Linked DNA regions of Homo sapiens: region 2 is linked to region 1. Evidence: chromatin loops called from intact Hi-C (ENCODE). Cell type or tissue: heart left ventricle. All regions are shown on one strand. Links, peaks and the distances in the headings refer to the core of each region. The heading gives the core; the rest is flanking DNA.

The links. Peaks named below come from ENCODE experiments on the same cell type or tissue, not always from the same donor. Only the 100,000 strongest peaks of a DNase experiment are listed, where the experiment ranks them.
Region 2: a loop joins it to region 1, with 5 times the contacts of the local background. A loop is called at or near these places in 15 of 110 quality-filtered maps.

The regions. Positions count from the first base shown.
Region 1 is chr11:129,749,178-129,753,565 of GRCh38, reverse strand. No RefSeq gene overlaps it. Among named protein-coding and RNA genes, the nearest start is that of TMEM45B, 64 kb to the left of the region's middle. RefSeq lists a silencer at 2,634-2,733 and enhancers at 2,521-3,020, 3,021-3,522. In heart left ventricle, for the core only: a CTCF peak has its summit at 2,536 (motif pointing right); a DNase peak (open chromatin) is centred at 2,575; H3K4me3 peaks cover 442 bases; H3K27me3 peaks cover 1,762 bases.
Region 2 is chr11:129,693,611-129,697,998 of GRCh38, reverse strand. No RefSeq gene overlaps it. Among named protein-coding and RNA genes, the nearest start is that of LINC01395, 79 kb to the right of the region's middle. In heart left ventricle, for the core only: CTCF peaks have their summits at 1,531, 1,731 (motif pointing right) and 2,339; DNase peaks (open chromatin) are centred at 1,828, 2,278 and 2,966; H3K4me3 peaks cover 632 bases; H3K27me3 peaks cover 2,862 bases.

The DNA.
Region 1 (4,388 bases), core at 311-4,310:
AACAGGTGACTGAACAGGTTAATGCATGAAGAAGTTGTGGTATATCCATACAATGAAATACTACTCAGCAGTAGAAAGGAATGAACTGTTTACACATGCAGCAGCTGAGCACTTTCCAAGGCATGATGCTGGGGGATGGGGAAGGAAGTAGTCTCAGAAGTTTACGTGCTGTATTTCTCATTTTTGAGAAGATAAAATACTGATGGAGGATAGATCTGTGGTTGCCAGGAGTTACGAATGGGAGAGGCTGTGATTATAAAGGGAAAACATGAGGGAGTTTTTAGGGGTGTGATGGCACTATTTTGAATCCTGATTGTGGCAGTGCTTATGTGAATCTATACATATGTAAAAATTATAGAACTGTACACTAAAAAAAAATGTGTGTGTGTGTGTGTGTGTATATATATATATATATATATATTTTTTTAGATAGGATCTCATTCTGTTATCCAAGCTGGAGTGCGGTGGCACAATCATGGCTCCCTATAGCTTCAAACTCCTGGGCTCAGGTGATTCTCCCACCCTCAGCCTGCTGAATAACTGGGACTACAGGCATGTGCCACCGTGCCTGGCTAATTTTTTGTATTTTGTAGAGATGGGGTTTCGCCATGTTGCCTAAGCTGGTCTCAAACTCGTGGGCTCAAGCGATCCACCTGTCTCAGCCTCCAAAGTGTGTGAGCCACTGTGCCTGGCCTGTGTGATGATTTAAAGAATAAAATTAATAAAATTATAGATGATGAACATTGGATTCTGATATGGGCCTCCAGTTCCTCCTTGCTAAGGTGAGGCTGATGATTTGCAATCTGTGCAGCCATTATCAAAATGCTGACCCAGTCTTGCACCTCTATTCTGAGGCTTATGTATTTTGATCTGCTTTCTTGCTTTAGACCCATTATGACTGAAAAGACTTCTTAAATTTTGCTTTTCCATTCCAGAAATGACTGATTCCAACCTTTCTCCCCAGCTGCTCAGCATGGGCCTCCAGCTGTGCTCTGCACACTCTGATAGCGGAGAGCTTGTACTCACCCCCCATGTTTGAAATATAATTTGCATACAGTATAATGCATAGATCTGAAATATATAATTCAATGAGCTTTGGCAAATATATACAGTTGTGTGTTCATACATGTTTTACAACTGGCTCTCTGGTGGGATAAAAAAGCCCTGCTTTGTAGTGTTTGCCAATTTCTGGAGTATAAATATTTCCACCACGGTGGATTCCAAGCTATCAATGTGATGCTGACTGGCTTGCAAACATCCTGAAAAATTAACAGTCCACTCTCTTGATGGTGCCAGCAGGCTTCAGCACACCACTGCCTGTACATAACTGTGCAACCAGCACCTAGATCAACATTCAGGACATGCCCATCACCCCATAAGTTGCCTAGTGCCCCTCCGCAGTCAATCCCCACCCCTATCCTGTGTGGACAACGATTCTGATTTCTATCTCCATCATTTAGGTTTTCATATTCTAGAACTTCATGCAAATACAGTATATTTTTGGCCTGACTTTCTATTTTTGCCTCAGATTTGAGAGTCCCTCCTGCGGTGTTTATCTGGTTGTTTGTCTTTTTCATTGCCCAGTAATGTTTCATTGTATGGATGTACTATCATTGATTCTCCTGTTAATTGGCATTTGGGTTGTTCAAAGTTTTGGGATTTTCTGAGTAATCTTGAAAGTACTTGAGAGGCTGTAAAAAAGAGGTTCTAATATTCCTGGCAAAACTTTCTGCTGGGAAGAGGAAATAGATCCTGAAGCTTCAGATTTTACTGGCGATAATGAAAGAGCATCTTTGAAAGTGTCTAGCATGTGGCAGACATTCAATAAATGTTAGTGGAGTCTCACTTTGGCAGAATTCTGCTTCTAGGATCTGTGCCCAGAAATAGATCGTCTTTTACAGAAAGGTCAGAATCAACCATTGTAGAGAAAATTTAAAAATACCTCAGAGAGATTCCATCTTCTCATTTGATAAATCCATTTCAGGAATATTTCACGATTCTAACAATTAGAAAAATGTCTATGTGATATTTTTATGTTATACTTTAAAGCCTACCTGTTATACATATTATCTGATTTACTTCATACACATTTAATTTTCATTTTATGCACATTATTTTATTTAACTTTTGCTACAATGCTGCAAGGTAAATGTACTTCTACTTTACAGATAAGGACAAATGAGGCTCAGAAATGCTAAGTAACTTTCCTAGCTCACGGAGCTAGTGAGAATTTGATTGCAGTTGCCTGACTCCAAAATGCATGCGTTTTCCTCTGCAACGTGCGGCCCCACCATGTTCACACCTCACTACAGACAGGAAGCACATGTTATTCAGATAATCGCTACCCATTTTCCTTTCATCCTCGTTTTTCCAGCGAGCAAAACATCTTGTACAGTCAGTTTCTTTTTTCATTTCAAAAGTACACTTTGAATAGGCTCAGGACGGCCTGATTTAAGCAAGCAGAAGGAAAAATCCTTACAAAATCTGTGTGGGCCAATCAGCAATGTGACAGAACGTTCGGCAGATGGCGCTGTTTCCACACGAGCGTAACGGCGGCCACAAGCGTTCTGCCGCCAGGGGGCGCCGCGTTCCGCCGGAGAAGCGTGGCTCCCGGGCGCGCGGCCGCCGCCTGCCCAGCACCGGCGCAGGGCCCACGCCTCCGTCGCGGTGCGTCCTTTCCCTCCAGGTGGGACGCTGCAGGCCCAGCCGCTCCCTGTGCCTCCAGACAGCCAGGGCTCTCACGTGGATAGGCTGCTGGACCAAGCTCAGTCCAGGAGGCCGGCTTCAACAGCTTCTGCTCAGCTCTCCCGGGCAGCACAGGACTGTGCAGAGCCTCCCCTAAACCTCATTCTTTTCATGGGCAAAGGGAAGCACAGCAGCGTTTGCCTGTTCTTGCCAAGTTAGCACCGAGGAAGTTTCATCAGGGAGGGGCAGGGGCCTCAGAACAGGGAGGCCGCAGGGCGGCCTCGGCAGAAGGTGAGTGCTGGCAGCCCGTGGCCCGAGACGTTAAGCACTGCGGGGAGAAAAGGAGAAAGAAGCTCCTCGAACTTTAGGCCCACTCCGGTGTGTGAGGAGCCCGGCCGAGAGCTGAGAGCAGCCTGGTCTTCCCTTCTCGGTGAGGCTTGCGCACTTGCCTCCCTTGCTGCTTCCAGAGTCATAGCCCCGGCCAGTCCTCCAAGGGCCCGCGTTCCACCATGGCCAGACATTCCCTTTGAGAGTCTGCAAAGCTTGTTTTCTCTCGGAGAATTCTAGGCAATGCAGGTCAAAGAAAGGATTTTGAATCAAGTCCTCGGCTACGTCAGATGGAAGTGCTTACAAGAGCTGCATTAATGGAATAATTCTTTTACTCCATGATCTGACTCCTGTCTACGTCTTTAATATTTTATTTTATTTTCATTTTTTTTTAGAGTCAGAGTCTCTCTCTGTCGCCCAGGCTGGAGTGCAGTGGCACAATCACTGCGCACTGTAGCCTTAACCTCCTGCGCTCAAGCAATCCTCCCACCTCAGCCTCCTGAGTGGCTGGGACCACAGGTGTGCCACCACATCCATGTCCAGTGTTCATTCTCACTATTTTCCCCGACGCCTGCTGTTGCTTTTTTATACTACTTGCAGTTCCTCGCAATGTTGCAGAAGCACTGCCTCCTCCGTGATGGCCTTTGGGTTCGTCTAACTCTTCCTTCATGGTTTGTCCCCTTTATAGAATCAATAGCGCCTATCCCAGAAATCCAAAATTTTCACTGCACTTGAGACTATTTACTTATCCATCTCTGTCTTCTGGGCTGTCATCTCATTGAGTTCATATTCACCTTTGAATCTCCAGCATGCAGCCTGAGGACTGGAGGTCGCACTTAGTAGGTGTTCACTGAGTGAATAAAGGAAGGATAAAAACACTCTTCACTTTGCATTTAGGGAAAAAATAGATAATACAGAGATTTCCATCAAAACCAAACCAAGCCAATGTCTCTTGGAACCACACTGACAGTTTATGCCTTGGACAACTGGTGTGATGGTTTATGGTTTCTTCATTGTTGCTATGTATGTCTGTGAACGTATTTGTCTTTTAAATTACTTACTGGAGCAAGAAGTTCACTTTTACTTCATAAGGTAGATCCTTGAAACAGTCACTACTTTTAAAATAAAGTCTTCCCCTGTCCTCCTTGAAAGGTTCTTCTCGGGCTGCGTGTTGCAAGATCCTTCCTTGCAAGGCAGTCGATGCTGTCTTATCCCCTCCCCTGGAGCAGAACTGGGGTTACCTCTGGTAGCTTTGGACGTGGCCATCCAGGGTTGGTTTTGTAGAGATGAGACTCAGAGACATCAAATAATCTTTCCTTTACTCAGCATTGGAAGATTTCAAAGAAAGTATGTGCAGGAGGCAGAAGGTGGGGTCA
Region 2 (4,388 bases), core at 123-4,122, 55 kb after region 1:
AGTGCTGGGATTACAGGCGTAAGCCATTGCACCCGGCCTCATTCAGTATTTATCCAAGTGCCTCTATGTGCCATCTACAATATTGTTACAAATAAGACCACCCAGCTCAGGTCAGGGTTTCTAAAACATCCTCTTTCATGAGAAGAATAGCTGAGACATGTGTAGGCTGACCAGTGAGCTGGGTCTTTGTCCTTGGCTGGTCCGTGCTTGGGGAGTGAGGATTGCAGAAGAAGAGGCAGGAGAAGCTGATGCTTGGCTTCTGTTCCCCTTTACCTTATTTCTCCTTCACCCTCTTTTCTCCCCACCTCTCCTTTGCGCCCCAAGTTCTTTCTCCTAAATATCTCTGAAATCCGTCCTCCCACTCCAGCCCCCCGCCACATCCTGCTCAGGGCCTGCCTTGTCTCTTGCTTGGACCAAGGCAACAGCATCCCACAGAGCCTCCTGACTGAGGCTCTTCCCCTCCTCTCCTCTCTCTATAATGCCGTCAGAGAATCCTGTTGGAAAAAAACCCCTGGGGAGTCAAGCATTCTGCTTACAATCCTTTCGCCACCCCACAACTTATCCCTTGCTTGATATTCCAACCCCCTTGGGAACCTTTCTTCCATCCCTTCTGGCACCCCAGGCCAGCTCCTGCGCTGGCTCCAACGGTGTACGTGCCACCCTTAGGTCCCCACAGTAAGCTCTGCACATTTCCACTCTGGCTTCTTGTACCTCTTCACATGAGGTGCCCTGCCTGGGAGCCCTGTTCATCCCTGCCTGGAATTTTTACTTTCCTCTAAGACTGTTCCAAGTCACCTCCTCCAAGGAGCCTTCCCTGACCAGCTAAAACATAGTCATGGATATTTTGTCATGTGCCCTAATAAAGCTTCCTTAAACATGACTTTCACTCTACACATGAATTTCACTGTACTGTGATTATTACTTTGTGTCCCCCAATTTGACTTTGAACCCTGCATGGGCAGAGATAGAATTTTATTTATCTCTGTGTCCTCAGCCCCTAAATAGGGCCCAACATTCATTGATCCACTTTCTCCTTCATTCTTGTTGACTTGATTCTCTGCCTGGACTGTGTTAATCGCCAGGGGATACAAACAATGACAGGGTGCACCCACAGCCTCATGGACATGACAGAGGACCAAATGTGGGATTGGAGAGTGGTGTGACGAGAGCCAGGATCGCAGGGAGCCTGGGGAGCCCCGGGCCATTCTGGTGGGGCAGGAGGCTGAGCTCCTCCTGGGGCACCAGGCCCTCCATGCCACACACCTGCAGAGCTCTGGGCAGGCACTTGGCTGAAAGCATTATCCTTCCTTTCAGAGGGAAGTTTCAGCAGGGCAAGGCCTGTATTGCTGATCTCTGCTGTTTACAGAGATCTCAGTCTCTCCTGGGGCTGAGGGGCATTGGTGCAGTGGAGCTGCGACCTGAGCCGGGTCCTGGCTCTTAGGTAGAGTCCTGAGACTTTCATACGTCCTTTCCACACAGGGGGTCTCACGCACAGACCTTATCCTGGAGGGTCACGGCTTTTTTCACAGAGATGGACGTTGAGAGATAAGCGCCCCAGGAACTACACAATTACAGTTGGGAGAAATATGGTGAAGAAAAACACCGGGGCCAGGACATCTTGTGTGACAAGGAGGCCTCCCAGGAGAGTGAATCGATGTGACAATGTGTCCTTCAAGCCTGGGTCCAACTCCCATGTGGGGAGTGGCTGCCTTGGTTCCCAAGCCGATCATCCTGCAGGCAACCCCTCTGACCACAAGGGGGCCTGCTGGAGCCTGGCCTGGCCCAGCCCTTCCCGCCCAGAAACACCTCCCGGTCTGGTCCCTGCTGTTGGTGACTCAAGGAGCCAACACCTGTCTCCAGAGGTCAAGGCCACCTTGAGGGTATAGGGTGCCCGGGCACTCCACACACGGGGCGTGGAGGGAGTCTCCCGGCCGGGCCAGCCCCGGCTTCCTCTCAGTGGAACCTCTGCTGCGTGGGAGCCCTCGCGGGCTGGCTGGACCGACCCAGCCTCTGCCCCTGGCTTCCGCTTCTACCCCACTTCGCTTCTTTCCCCCAGGGTTGCCAGAGAGCTGCTGCCAGTTTTCCCAGCACATTGCTCACAGGAAATTAGGGTCTAAAGGTGCAAGGTGAGAGAGAAAAGCCATACATGGAATAACTGAAACTACTGGGGGCTGCATTTCCAGCTCCACTCGCCCTGTGCGAAAGCACTGAGACCCCACCTTCCTCGCAGGCTCCTGCGACCGCCCTCTCCAGTGCTGAGGGTGCAGTTCCACCACGGGCCATGAGGGGCTGCTTGCCCGGAGCTCCTGGAGGGGGCCCGCGGGCCTGGCTCAGCTGGAAGAGGACAGAACACAGCAGGTTCCATCCGAAGCTTTACCTGTTGGCAGAGTGGGTGGTGTGTGCTTTGAGAAACATGGAGCAGGCTCAACAGAACCAAAGTCTCTTCCTCTCCAAGATTCAATCATACCTAAAGCTCTGCTGCTGGAAACTCATCAGCCAGGCTGTGTCCTCTCTGCAAGGCACTCTTTACAAACCGCTATAGAGGCTGCCTTTCTTTGCTGCTTTGCAGCGTAGGAAGTGCTTCTGGTACACACCTGATGGTCTCCCCGTGACACTTCTGGAGGGTAGGCATTCATGAGATGATTTTCTTTTGGCTGATGAGGGACTCGAGGACTGGCACCCAATTCCAGGTTGCCCACTTCTCTGTTTGATGTCCACTCCGTTACGTGGTGGCCAGTACCACTCAGGCGCGTAGATGTGAATGAATCTGCCTGATGACTGGACTCCATGGCAGCAAAGCAGGGCAGCCCGGCAGTGTTAGGGAAGTGGTGAGTAATCCCTCAGGGGAAGGGAGAGCCAAGGCTCTGAAGATGGGATGCCCACAGAGGAAGGAACCCCAGGCACGAGGGCAGACTTCCCTGCGTGCCAGGCAGAGCCTGCATTCTTGGGGGTGTGTGTGTGTGAGTTTTCACTCCTGTTAGTTCTTGGAGTTGACAACCAGCAATCACGTTTTGAATGGCCTCCTGGCCACGGACAGTGAACTGTGGGGTGTGTGTTCAGCGCTCTGTGCTGTTGCTGTTGTGGGAACAACACCCAGAGCTCCATCGGGCCAGGATGTCCAGCTCTGTCTCTCTCAGCTACAGAGACCAGGAGCTGTTTTCTGCTCACTTGGCACCTCTCTGAACTGTGACGCCACCTCCTGGCCGGGACTGGCTCCCCCCTGGGCTGTAGGGTGTTTCTATGACCTCTTATGCAGGATTGGGAGTAGATGCTGCTCTCAGTTCCTGCCGTGGAGGTCAGCGTGACCAAGCTCCGGGCCAGGCACTGCAGCCTTGCTGTGGCAGCTCAGCATAGACGCACCTCCGCGTGGGCAGCTGTGCTGGGTGCTGTTAAATCTCCTGCATGATCTCTGCCCTGCCCTCCAGGAGTTTCCAATGTCAAGCGTCTTAGTTAGATTATTGTTCCTCCCTGGGCCTCTCTCCCTCTGACTACAGTTGCTATTTATTATCACAATAAGGTCGTGTGATTCTCTTTATTTGGGGTGGGGATAAGAATACTGAACCAGAGCGGGGTCATATACTTAAATGGAGCCCCATACCTGCCACTAATTGGCTATGTGTTCTTGGGCGAGTTATGTGGCCTCCCTGAGTCTCAGCTTTCTCATCTGTGAAATGGGGAAGATAACACTACTCCTAAAGATTGTTCTGAGGCTGTAGTGAGAAAATGCATGCGAAAGCATTTTGAGAGCCACAGAAAGCAGTGGGAGCGAGGGGAGATGCTACTATTCTTAGTGAGGAGGCAAGCAGAATGGCCCAGGGGACTGATCGGCTGTCCCCCCCTTTTCTCCACTGTCCCTTTCCAGCACCTCCTCCCAGGGCCCTTGACACATGCCCATTCTGTGTCCCAAGTGGGCCTGCTCTCCATGCTGTGAAGTTTTTTTTTTTTTTTTTTTTTTTTTTGGAGACGGAGTCTTGCTCTGTTGCCCAGGCTGGAGTGCAGTGGCGCAACCTCGGCTCACTGCAAGCTCCGCCTCCCGGGTTCACGCCATTCTCCTGCCTCAGCCTCTCGAGAAGCTGGGACTACAGGCGCCCCCCACCACACCCGGCTAATTTTTTTATATTTTTAGTGGAGACGGGATTTCACCGTGTTAGCCAGGATGGTCTCGATCTCCTGACCTCGTGATCCACCTGCCTTGGCCTCCGAAAGTGCTGGGATTACAGGCGTGAGCCACCGCGCCTGGCCTTACACTGTGAACTTTCTTTCTCTTCCCTTCCCCTTCCCCTTCCTCTTCCCCTTCCCCTTCCCCTTTCCTTCCCCTTCCCTTCCCTTTCCCCTCCCCCTTCCCTTCCCTCTTCCCCTTCCCTTCCCTCTTTCTTTCTCTTTCTTTC